Regions from separate parts of the Homo sapiens genome. Here region 1 is linked to region 2. The links are chromatin contacts, found by Hi-C or POLR2A ChIA-PET in ENCODE. All regions are on one chromosome and are shown on one strand. The core of a region is the stretch at or near the end of the contact, and the rest is flanking DNA. Distances in the headings are between cores, read along the strand shown. Region 1 holds the start of STARD13 (StAR related lipid transfer domain containing 13). Region 2 overlaps STARD13 (StAR related lipid transfer domain containing 13).

Region 1 (6,231 bases), core at 3,071-5,570, 34 kb before region 2:
CAAAATACTTGAAAATTCCAAATACCAAAAGTTTTGCTTAGAGGTCAAATTTCAGAGTTTTGACTGTATTTGGAGTGTTTGCATTGACAGTGAATGCTATGAGAAACTCAAGGCATACGCAGCATTAGCCTTGAGGACGGACAGAATGCAGAGAATAAACTACCCTGGAAAGGATTGGCAAAGAGGGTCAAGCTGAGCTGCTTATTCATTTGAGGGTTGGGGGGGTGGGGAGAGTCTCTAGTCCTCACCTATGGGTTACTCCTAAGAGGGCTTGTGGCTTCTATTGATTGACTAAGGGCTCTGGGATCTGTACTTCTTACTTGAAGACACCAACTCTCAATCACCACGGGATTTTAGCCGCCCCATACCCATATTTCCATGTAGGCATTCCAGTATCGCAGGCAGTTAAATAGGATTAGGATGATTTTCAGGCTCTTCTTCCAAAATGCTCTCCCCTTTCCAATTTCCGGAGTGCCTTTTCGGTGCCGTGTTTTTCCTTCCCTGTCTCTCCTGTGTAATAGTGAAAAGAGTGAAAATAGCATCAGCTTGGAGATGCACAAAGGCTCTGCACTTGCTTGCTTTGTGACTTCTGTGAATCTTAGCCTCCTTTCCATCCAATCAGATACCTCCAGTGATAGCTGTGGAGATTAATGTTAAAAAACCTAAAATGTGAAGCCATGAAGGCTTCAGACCTGGCACATAGTAGGTGCTCAATGCTGTTCCCTTCTCTCCTCTTTCCTTTCCCTTCTCTTTTGCTGTCTTTGGTTCTCAGTAACCATCTGTTTATCTCACTCCTGAAATAGTCTTACTGAAGATCACAATTGATGAGCAGATTAGGAGGGAAGAAAAGTAGGTGAAAACTGAACACAAGTGCCATCTGTTTTCCTCATTTTTAAAGGAATTAGAGAGGAAGAGATATGGTGTCAGTCCTGGAAGATGCTTGTGATTTGGGCACTCTCTCCCTCTTTGATTCCATAGGACTTCATGCACTCACTGGAGAAGAGGACCAGCTCTCTCAGTTGCCTGTAAAGGAAAAGCCAGAGAGAGAACTAGCCACTTCTTGATTCTAATACAACAGACCTGTCTACCCCAGTGGTAATTCTTCTAACACGGGGACTATATGATCACAAAAAAGAATTTATTTAAAAAATACAAGTTTCATAGCAATGGCAATACTTTAGCATAAAACAAGGTACTAATGACATGCTAATGAGAAAATAATGTTACATATTTGCTTTAAATATAGTACCTTGGAAATACAAAATGACAAAAACATGGTGAGCAGGTACATGAATTTATAGATACTACTTGAACTATGAAATAAAACTTTAGCGGCCCTGTATATGCATACAGAAAACCAAATGTTGATATGTGATCCTTCCTAGAGCCCCTTATTAAAATGCTGGCTGATTTTTTGAAAAAATGAGGCTTCATTCTAAGTTGGCTTTTTTTTTTTAATTAGGGAATAAAAATTCCCTTTTTTTAAAAAAAAAAATGTAGGGCCAAGTGTGATTGGTCACGCCTGTAATCCTACCACTTTGGGAAGCTGAGGCAGGAGAAATGCTGGAAGCCAGGAGTTTGCCATCAGCTTAGGAAGCAAAGAGAGACCCCCATCTCTACAACTTTTTTTTTTTTAATTGGCCAGGTGTGATGGTGTGCACCTGGAGTCTCAGCTACTTGGGAGGCTGAGGCAAGAGAATCACTTGAGCCCAGGAGTTGGAGACTACAGTGAACTATGATTGCGCCACTGCAATCCAGCCTGGGAGACAGAGTGAGGCACCATCTTAAAAATAAATAAATAAATTCAATTCTTGCTCTTTATTGCTAAGATTATTTTAATGAAATATTATATGTAGTCATAAATACAAACTTATGATCTTAATGTTTTCAGAACCAGACACCCCAGCACTTTCAACACATTCATGACTATGCAAAAAGGAGACAATGTAAGTTTTATTGTCGTTGTTATTGTTTTATCTAGTAACCTCGCCTTGACACACTGCAATCCTTCTCAGGAAGAATCATTCCACTTGTTTTCATAATAGAATGCAGCCAAGTCAGCAATGAACTGCAAGGTTGGCATTGGAAATGGCCGGTCTATCTTTAAGTGCTCTCCAAAGCTATAAAAAGCTACGTATTTTTTCCTCACCTTTACCTTTTTACCTTTTCCTCACCTTTACTTGGTTTCCCAGAACATGTTCAATGTTCTCAAGTCCCATGCTCCCCTCTTCTTTCTCTCTCCACCCTCCTTCCATTCTCTTCCAGTAAAAAAGTGATAACCACCAAGTGTCTGCCTTGAACAAAAAGTTATGACACAGATGCTCCCAGTGTTGGACCATCAAGCCGAAAGCACGTGCACAAAGCAGCTGATGCAAGCACCTTAATTGGACGGCCACCGGTGCGGACTGAGCTGGGCTCATGAACCTTCCAGGCAGCCAACTTTGCAATATGGTGCTCGACCTTTCTCCATTCGAGCTTCTGCCGAGCAGTTCCTTAGGTCTCAGATCCCTTTCACCTTCCACAGACGATGCTATGGAACAGAAAAACTGCTGCTCAAATCCTAAATAAGAATGGAAAGTGCACAGTATGGCCCCATAGATCTTTCTTTCCCTTCCTGCCATGAAGCCAACCTGAAAACAAAGACATGATGACTCTTGTGTAACCACCCGAAGAGGCTGACAATTACCAACTACGTGAGGTAGTAGGCAATTGTCACATGCTGGGCTGCAGAGATCGTGCTTAACTTGTTTATTCTCATAGCGGGACAGTTATACAAGACGAGCTGCTTCTCAGAATCAGGCTAGCAACAATTCCCTCAGGGAAAGTTGTTAAGGCTTATGGGCCTCGGAGAGCCAGAGTAAGAAGAATCAAAGTCCTAATTTAAATCCTGTTAAACTTTTAATTTGGAAATAATGTAGAAATAATTTCTCATTATTAGACTATAAATTCCCAGCCAGGCTATGTTTCCGTCAGCCAAATGTAGAAGCAACTTGGTCATATACTTTTTGTATCAAAGAACTTTATTCTTTCAGCCCCAGGCTCAGAATTTGATAACATGTTTTCTGTGGACTTTTTCTCTTCACATCAAACAATGTTAAAGAAGAAAAACAGGGAAAATTATAATGACATATACATATATGTCACTCAGTGTGTGTATGTATATATATACACACATATATACACATATATATACACACATATATATATACACGTATATATATACACACACACTCAGATATGGCCAAACTGAATTACTAGCAGTTTGCTTAAACCATATACTCTGGTTCTGGATCTGCACACATGGGTACCTACAGTCTCTTGCAAAGCCCTCCCCAGCCTCTGCCTATCAGAATTCCCCCCATTTTAAAAAGCCTATCCAAATGTCTCTTTCTCTATCTGGCTTGCAATCATCACCCCAGTCAAAAATAATATTGCTCACCTAGCATTGTGTTTGCGTCCTTTTTGAGACATATATATGGCCTCATGTTAGAAGCTTTTGTATAACTTCTCAATGGGTCCTTAGCAGGTTGATGACAGTATCTTTGAAGTACCTTTGCAACTTCTGCAGTGATTCTTGTCTTAAATGATTCAGTGTCTTAAATGTGATAGGCACCTTCTAAGTATTTTACCTCTAGGTGATTAAAAATTGGGGAAGTAGAGAAATCAAAGAGGAAAGGATGCTTAATACGTAACGCGTGTGTACTTTGCCTCTCTGAGTCTTATCTGTAAGAGCCCTCCAATTCCCATCACGTGAGGGTCAGGATCTGTGGTGTATTCACTCCTGGTGTTAAAGCCCTTGAAGTTTATTTTTCACTGGAAAAGTTTTTATTTGAGTTGTTTCTTGATAATGAAGGTGGTGGCTTACGCTCAGCTGTTGATGCTTGTTTGAAGTAGTTTTTTTTTGTTGTGTTGTGTTTTTTAAATTTAAGAGATTTATCAGGTCCATCTTTTACCTGGCTGCTGCTGCCCTGTAGAAAGCGAAGGAGCTTTCTCTAACTTTGACAGGCTGAAAAGTTTCCTGAGCCCTGGACTTGTTTGTCTTCTACTTGTTTTGCCCTTCCCTCTCTCTTTTTCTTTCGACTCCTTTAGTGAGGGCTGCTTTTGGGTGCTTCGTCAGCTCTGAGGCACGTCAAATACGTGTATTTTGCTTTCAGCGTTGTGTGAGGGACCCTGGCGGCTGGAACTGCCTCTGGTCGGGGCTTAGGGCTGACTGCAAACGTTCCCATTTTCCTCTCTTCCTCTCATTGGTTCCCGAGGTCACGTGAGGGCCCCGGGGGTTGGAATTCTGAGTTGTGGCTTTGGCACTCCTCTTTCTTTTTAAAAATCGCTGGGTCTGTTGAGCTGTCCTGGGCTGGGTGCCTTGCTCTTTGACTGAGACTGGAGACAGACGGCAACAGCCACAGGCAGACTGAGGTGGCAATAGGAAATCTGCCGAGATGTTCAGTCAGGTGCCCAGGACCCCAGCCTCAGGCTGCTACTACCTAAATTCCATGACACCTGAGGGCCAGGAGATGTACTTGCGATTTGATCAGACTACAAGACGCTCTCCTTACAGGATGAGCCGGATTCTAGCACGCCATCAGCTAGTGACTAAAATTCAACAAGGTGAGTGGCCGGCAGTGGAAGGCTGTTGCTCATTCTGATTTCTGTTGGCTCTATTTCATGCTAACCCAGTTTTTTTTGTTTGTTTGTTTCCACTTTATAACATATGGATTTCTATGCCACACTACCCGTAACTTTGAAAAATAACTTTAGGCTGCAGTTTTCAGCAAACAGGACAGTCCTTAGCTGCCACATAGCTCAACATAAAGTGCACAAAAAACTTCACGGTGGGACAGTGAATCATAAATTCCCAAACTGACGTGTGTCTACAGAACAGATGAGAACTGTTACTCAGTGTGTATCTTAGGAGCTTTTCTGCAGTTTCCTCACACTCCGTCACATTTAAAATGTGGACACTTGTTTATTTCATTAGGGAGGAGGCGAGGGACTAATGTCCACCCTGCCCAGAGTATTTCGAATATCCTTAGTGAAGAGGAGGAAAGCAAGAATTCTGTTCTAAAGGCCACCAGGCTAAGCACTAGAATCGCATTCTCTTCCTGTTTGTATGTTTATGTCAGCAGTTGCCACAGATGTGTTAATATTGTTTTCCTGGTAGAGAATTAAGGTGTTCGTTCATCTCAAAACAAATCCCGTAACCTGCACACAAAACTCCAGCTTCCTAATGCAAAGAGAAGAGAATATTGATTATAAGCTGCTTGATATTCTTTTTATTCCCAGCCCCTCAAAATACCAGCCTGGAAGTCTGGACATTACTAAAATTTACCAGTCTCAAAAAAAAAAAAAATTTAAAACATGCTCCTTATAGGGTATATCAGTAGAAAGCAGAAAGACGAACATTCCTAAGAAGCCCCTAACACACACGTTTACAGTCAGTTAATGATCACCCTCCTCCTAGACTACAAAAAAGAAATTATTATATTGGTGCTAAATAAGTTAACCAGGAATTTTTAGAGCCGTTCCTAAGAAGCCCCTAACACACGTTGACAGTCAGTTAATGATCACCCTCCTCCTACACAACAAAAAAAGAAATTATTATATTGGTGCTAAATAAGTTAACCAGGAATTTTTAGAGCCATTATAAAAATACAGTTTCCACTTAAATAAATGAGTTTAAGATTATATTGAATATTAAAGAGGAAGTTGGGGTTTGTAATCATGAAAATCTTATTGTAATGTTTCCAGAAAGAACAATATGTATTCTAGCGGGCAGCATTTGATGAGATTGTTTCCTTGGAAATTAGGATTTGTTTGTAAAGGTTCAGGAACTAGTTATGTGTGAAGGATGCTGGTCCTTCCTACATGCTGGTCTGATTTCAGGAAGGATATTATGTCATTGCATAAACTCTGTGTCCAGGTCTTGATTGAATAGAAACAAAAGTAATTATTTCCCTGTGGCTAGATTTAAAAATACTTTAGGCTTAGAATAAAAACCAGCTCCACTTTGGTTTTAGAAATTTCTGACAATGGTGCCTTTCCAAATGCCATCATCTTTATGAACACCGAGGCTTAATGATGCGCTATCATCTACAAGATATAAATGTTCCTCAGCATGCATATCATATGAGAAATATTGCAGAGAACTAGCTGAAATTGCTTTGCAGACCTCCTTAGATGTATTTACAATAATTTATTTTATTTAAATATTATTTATGTTCTTTTTGGAATGAG
Region 2 (6,762 bases), core at 31-2,530:
ATAGTGACAAAATTGGTTTCCCTCTGACGGCTTCAACATTATGTTGGAAGCCCTGCATGTGTAGATCTTAAAGATTGGGATTGATAAAGTGAGAACTGTTCAAAGCTGAAACTGGTTGTTTAGTCCATTTGAAAGTATGCGGAAGGGAGGGACCTGAATATGGCCCATAGAGTGAAAATCTTCTCCGTCACTCACTGTGGTTAGAAACAAATGACAGAGGGCTGTTGTGCAGCTATTTCAGTATTGTAAATGGAACATCTAGCACTCTGTTATCACTGCTCCCAGGGCAGCCTCTTGAGGCCCTTGGGCCATCCCAGCCTCACCATGTTCTCCTCTCCATGTTGTCAAAAATAGGCAGGACGTAGGAGTGTGGCAACCGGAGAGGGATTAAAGGCAGGGAGTTCCAAATAAAGGGCAGCCTCTGAGCTGTAAAAGCTGCTCACAATTTTGGATACATCATATACATAACCAGAATAAATTGAATTAGAAGATGATGGTCTTTCCTTTTTAGTGCCAGAGGGCCATTTATCATGTAGGAAATATTTAATGTAGTAATGATAGGAGTATCTTATTTAACGTGTGATTATTTTTATATCTATTTTATATCTTTAGCCTTTTAGGATGAATAAAGCTTATCGTTTTGATTTTCAGCCTTTACCAGAACTCTGAAGAAGTAAGGTTTTGCTAGTTTGTCTGTTTTGGAAAGGAAGGGAATTTACTTTGAAATTGTGTTCAGGATTAGGTGTTACTCATTTAATGTAAGTAGCAGCCTTACTTGACAAGCTAAATAGGGTGGTAAATCTGAGGTTTGCAGAGTAGACTTCTAAAATCCCCATCTAACATTAAAAATGTATTTCATTATAGCTTACCATCAAGGGAGGAACTAACCCAACATATAGATATGCCCATACTTTACACAAACAGCCAATTAGACATATGTATTTTCTTTTGATGAAAAGAGAAGCTTTTGGAAATGCAAACATGTGCATCCACTTACTAAGAGTCTACCAGCCTCTTATGTGGGACTGACATAATGATGTCTTGTGCACTTCCTCTTTTAAAATACAAAAATAAATGACACTGAGACCAAAAGCTCTGCAAATTAGTGGCTATTCAGGCTTGATAACTGTACTGAATGCACATGGTTTTCTGATGATGGCCACAGCTGGGGAATGAATCATCCTAACCTGGCAGACTGTTTTAGTAAACCTTTCATTTTAATGAAGTGATTCACTTGGAAAGAGGGGCAATGCAGCGAGCATAAGGCCCAGATACTTCCTTCAGCAGCCCAAAAATGGCTCAGAGCCACAGAATCTTGTCATTTGATCATCCTGGCAGGCTTGAAAGTGAAAGAATCCCAGGCGGCCTGTCAACCTCAGTGGGTCCTACCTCCTGTAGACCAGATGTTTGTGCAGCATCATCTCCCCCCATGCTCACAAAAATCCTGTGAGGTTGATGTGATGATATTTTATAAATAAAAACATGAGCCTCAGAGAGTTAAATAACTTACAACTCAGGCATCTTAGATTCTACACTATATGTGTTGCTGTTCCTTGATCTTATCTTGTTCTCTCTTCTTCCTCTACCTATAACGTCTCCCTTCCCTTCCCTTCCTTATCCTATTCCCATTTCTCCCCTCCTTCTATGCTTTCACTTATTCAAAGCATAGTGAGCTTCTACACCATGCCATGCCCTATGATAAATGCCAGGATCCAGTAATGAACAAGACAGACTTAAGTCTTGTCCTCATACAGTTTATGATCTAGCAAACAAGAACAGATGTGTGTTCAAATAGAGACTAAGGAACATGGGAGGAGGGGCAAGACATCTGGAAGGGATGCTTCATAGGAAGAGAGCAAGTGTACTGGTTGACAGACAGACTGAGAATATTTAAAGATTTCAACAGCATGGGTCAATGGGCCAAAATCACTGGTTGAAATTACACAGGAATAAATGTAAATCTGCCATTTCATATTATATAAATACAGAACTGGGACCACATGACTTCATAGGGTTCCAAGTGATGTTTGAAGCCTCAGCAATATGAAATAATGCCTTTAAAAGGATGCAGTCTTAGGCTGTGTCTGTACCAGCATGGGTTCCAGAATGAAGTTGCTTGTAATTCCATGCCACATCTGCAACTCTCTGCAGGGCTTTCTTGTTTTAAGGGAGACATTGGTTACAAGACAGTGAATACTGTTTTTGCGAGAATAAAATTCTCCAGAATTATATATTTCCCTTGGTAGAAGGTGAGAGACACACACTTAATTCTTATTCATTCCTCTGCGCTAATGAGCTTTCCTATAGGGAACTTTTGGCTTGGTAGATATGAACTAGGAGGAGATAATTGGCCCCCCAAAGTAACTGACTTTCCTTAACAATACCTAGCAATGTCTACTGCTCAGAATTTTCAGAGAATTATTTTCCAGATTTTTTTTTATTGTTGTTGCTCTTTTAGTCTGATTGAGGAAACAAAATAAGGGTGTGTAAAGCTGCTGTAAAAGAACATAATTAGTTTATGATGGGGGCTGGGCACAGTGTCTCATGCCTGTAATCCCAACACTTGGAAGGCTGAGACGGGGGGATCACTTGAGCCCGGGAGTTCAAGACCAGCCTGAGCAACGTAGTGAGACCTGATCTCTACAAAAAATCAAAAAAATTAGGCAAGCATGGTGGCAAATGCCTGTAGTCCCAGCTACCCAGGAGGCTGAGGTGGGACTATTGTTTAATCCTGGGAGGTAGAGGTTGCAGTGAGCCGAGATGGCGCCACTGCACTCTGGCCTGGGTGACACAGTAAGACCCTGTCTCTAACAAAATAAATAAATAAATAAATAATAACAGATAATTGGTGTATGATGGCATTAGGAAGAAACGAAAGGGAGACAGTTTGAGGAAGTGGAAAGGATACTGTCATTGGAATTAAACATGCAGATTTAAATACCAACTATACCTGTATTAATTGATACAGACAGGTTATTTAACACTCTCTGAGGCTTAGTTTCCTTAATTGCAAAATGGTATACTAATATCTGCATTGTACGATTGTTGCAGGGATTAGAAATAATATTGGCAAATTCATGACCAAAAAGCCTGGCACATTGTAGGTGGCTAAGGAAACCTTGAGAAAAGAAATCATTCAAAGAAAGGAGGTGGAGTCAAAGACGAATTCTTGGAAGAAATGCATTTTTAGATTCATACTTAAGAAATCGTAGACATAGACTGACTGAATATTAAGAAACCCATTACAGACGGAAGAAACAGTGACAAAATGAAGAAGTAAGGTCAAGGCCTTGTGTAGATACTATTGTGTTTTCTTTTTGGTCAACTGAGTCATCGTGAGTTAGTGTGTTCTCTTAGGATTGGAATTTATTGACAGCTGCTTGTGGCCAGTGATAACCTTTGTGTGTCTGTTGATTTCCCTGCTTCGAAATCCTCCTACCATTTAGGAAATGATGTTATCGTGTTCCCAACTTTTTTTTCCTCATTTTAATGTATAAAGCTAGCAGTCATTTCAATGTCATGTAGCATGTCACCTATTTTTCATGAAACACATTTGCAATGGCTGCCTTTAAAATATAGTACTCATTTATCTTCCTTTATCAGAAATATCTGGCAAGGGGAAAAAGGAGTTTTGTTTTCTTTTCTCTTCTTTAGTAGAAATGATTTCCCAACTTATTAGTGAAAAGTAGCTTATTTAAAATTTATTGTTTTAAAGAAAACTAGATGATATGTTCAACTTGCCACCCTAAAATCTAAGACCAGGGAGTATCAAGCTCATTCAATAAATACAACTAATAATTTAAAATATTATGTAATTCAGGTGTTTTGGGAACACCCAAACACTGAATAAGGGAAAGGATAATGGTGAGAAAGAAACAAAGTGACTGGAGAAGTGGAGGAAGAAGAAAAATCAAAATATGGGAAGCAAAAGGGGAAAGGAATGGGAGGAATACCAAAACAAAAGAAGATAAATGAAGGAGAAAAGAAAGACAAAAAACAGGGAAGAGGAATAGAGGGATGGGGGAGCAGTGTGGAGTGGGAGTCACTGTACCTAAGGCCAGAGGCCCTGCTGCTCCTTCCCCACCCATCATTCAAGTCTGGACCCCAACTGGTAGGTAACACTGGAAGCTACAGCTCACAAATCTCTTAATGCTCTCACATGCCCAGGATCGCCATAGACTTCCAGTTTTAAGTAGTGACTAAAAATTCCTTTGTTATTAAAAGTCTATTAAATTACATTCCTTTATTCTTCCTTTTTTATCTTCTTCTTTTTTTTAGAGAGAGAAGTTCTCACTCTGTCGCCCAGGCTGGAGTGCAGTGGCAGGATTATAGCTCACCACAGCTGGTTGCCACCACACCCAGCTAATTTTTTATTTTTTGTAGAAATGAGGTCTCACTATGTTGCCCAGGCTGGTCTTGAACTCCTGGACTCAAGCAATCCTCCTGTCTTGGCCTCCCAAAGTGCTAGGATTACAGGCATGAGCCACCATGCCCAGCCTTCTTCTTCTTAACGATAGCCCTGACTCATTCGAAAGTCAAGACAATAATAGAAATGTAAGTTTAAAATGTTATATGCCCATTTATTCAAAATTAATATTTTTAGCCTCATTGAGTCTTCAAGTGCAGTATATAAGGACCCCCCAGAAGATGAGGTAAATCACCCACATGAAAAGCCCTTTGTGTCAGTGGTCCCCAACCTTGTTAGCACGTCAGAATCACCTGGCCATTCATGAAAACCTGGGGTGTCTGGGCACCTCAACTGAGAGTGGTTTGAATTGGGGTCTCAGCACCCACTATTTTGTAAGCATCTCAGGTGATGGGAAGTTCAGCCAGTGCTGAGAATTGTGCGTTTTGGGCGATAGCAGTAGAGTGAGTGAATCACGGTTCCAGCACTTACAAGTGAGGGCCATTCATATACATATATAACTGGGATATCTAATATATAGCAAATTGAAAATTTGTAATACAATAGATATGTAATATATTTGATATTGTACTTGATATTATATTTGGTGTCTGTTATATATACAGCAAATTGCAAAAATATATGATAGAAATATATATTATATCTAATATAACGTATATTAGGCACCCTGAAACATGTTATGAAAAGACTAGCTCCAAAAAATGAGAGGGCACTGGTCATATGGAGCAGTTGTCCTGGCGACGGCATTGCAGAGACCTCATGTTGAATTCGTGTCTGCTTGTCCATCATCTGAGCACAGTGCTCATCACGTTGCCCCCATCGCCTGCTGAATTGAGTACTAAGTCCCCACTCAGAGTGTCCCTCCATTCTGACTCTCTGCCGCCTGGTATCTTGGCTCCAGACAAACCAAGCCGCACTTTCTCTTCTGGACTTTTTTCCAGCCGTTTTATTTATTTATTTATTTATTTAATTTATTTATTTATTTATTTATCCGAGACAGAGTCTCACTCTGTCACCCAGGCTGGAGTGCAGTGGTGTGATCTTGGCTCACTGCAACCTCCGCCTCCAGGGTTCAAGCCATTCTCCTGCCTCAGCCTCCCAAGTAGCTAGGACTACAGGCATGTGTCACCACACTCAGCTAATTTTTGTATTTTTACTAGAGACGGGGTTTCACCATGTTGGCCAGGCTGGTCTCGAACTCCTGACCTCAGGCGACCCACCTGCCTCGGCCTCCCAAAGTGCTGGGATTACAGGCATGAGCCACCACACCCAGCCCAGCCATTCCTTTAAACTGGACCAATCTATAACTCTCTCCATAACCACACCCTTGTCACTGTCTTTTGAAATTTTATCCATCCTTCAAGGTCTTCTTCCAAGAAGCAATCTTAATTCTCTTGCCAACAGATAATTCTTTTTGCTTTTGAAATCCCACCGCATAGTGTTTTATTCTCTCCTCTCTCTCTCTCTCTTAGTTTTTGTTTTTGTTTTATGGTCATCAATATTTTTATTATTTTATTTGTCTAATAACCTGAGTGAAGGTTTAGAATATCTTCTATATCTTTGGATCCTCGTTGGATCTACCTAGCACAGTGTTTTGCACAGAAAGTGCTCAACAAATATTTATTCAATAGAATTAATAAAATTTTTAAAAAGATGTTGATAGGGGTATGAAACCTATTGAAATATGAAACTTAAATTTAAGCAGGTGTGATTGTTGAAACAAATGGCTGGTTTTAGAAGATGCTTGTCTGTTCCTAGACATACAGACTTAGACAAAGATACAGCCCTGAGAAGCTCAGGTGGACTAGAGATGTGTGTGTGCCTGTCTGGGGTACATTAGGTGCATAGAAAGTGAATGAATAGGTAACGTTCTAGCCAACCCTGACTTGATGGTAGTGCTTTCCTCTTTTGTGAAGCAACACAGCCACTTATTCATCTTAAGTCACTTCTCCTTACCTCTCTTTGATGCGCATGTCTTAAATTATAACCCTGGGATTTATTATCTTTTGCTTCAAGAGACAGACAAAGCATTTATGTCTATGAACACAGTGCAGTTGCCCTTCTACCCACACACTAAAAAATGAATTAAAAAATTGCCAAGCTTGAGCTTATTCATTACAATGTTTCTCTGGATAACAGGCCCACCCCATCCCTTCCTGCACCCTTCAAATATCCTTACTTGTACGGTGAATAAAATGTAATTTTATTGTCCTTAGGCTATATCATTCTTCTGCTCACAGTAACCATGGGCATGCATTTAAAAGTAGAATCTGGCCTCTTGAGTTTACCAGTTAATTTAATCAACTCCCTATAAATTACTTTACAAAAAAGGTTGG

The links. Hi-C counts contacts between places; a loop is a spot of excess contacts on that map. ChIA-PET counts read pairs that join two places held with the same protein, here RNA polymerase II (POLR2A). Pooled maps may share reads with other maps.
Region 1: a loop to region 2 is called in a map of heart left ventricle, with 3 times the contacts of the local background. The contact joins the promoter of STARD13 here to the enhancer-like site in region 2. A Hi-C loop is called at or near these places in 8 of 168 maps with a recorded cell type or tissue (A673, HepG2, MCF 10A and 5 more), 1 of 37 single-sample maps with no recorded cell type and 14 of 50 pooled maps. POLR2A ChIA-PET finds 5 or more read pairs at or near these places in 9 of 52 experiments (A549, AG04449, AG04450 and 6 more).

What each region holds. Positions count from the first base shown.
Region 1 is chr13:33,283,844-33,290,074 of GRCh38, reverse strand. It overlaps STARD13 (StAR related lipid transfer domain containing 13), which reads left to right and starts at 4,320. Exons shown (of 14, transcript NM_178006.4): 1 at 4,320-4,605. The coding sequence starts at 4,437. RefSeq lists enhancers at 4,018-4,147, 4,158-4,217.
Region 2 is chr13:33,245,854-33,252,615 of GRCh38, reverse strand. The region is part of intron 1 of STARD13 (StAR related lipid transfer domain containing 13); the gene reads left to right. Among named protein-coding and RNA genes, the nearest start is that of STARD13-AS, 28 kb to the left of the region's middle. RefSeq lists an enhancer at 1,230-1,439. Within about 2 kb of position 1,280, at least 16 of the 41 ENCODE cell types and tissues checked have a DNase peak (open chromatin) inside an H3K27ac peak, as active enhancers do; they include A673, endothelial cell of umbilical vein, heart left ventricle and 1 more, where a contact is called at or near this core.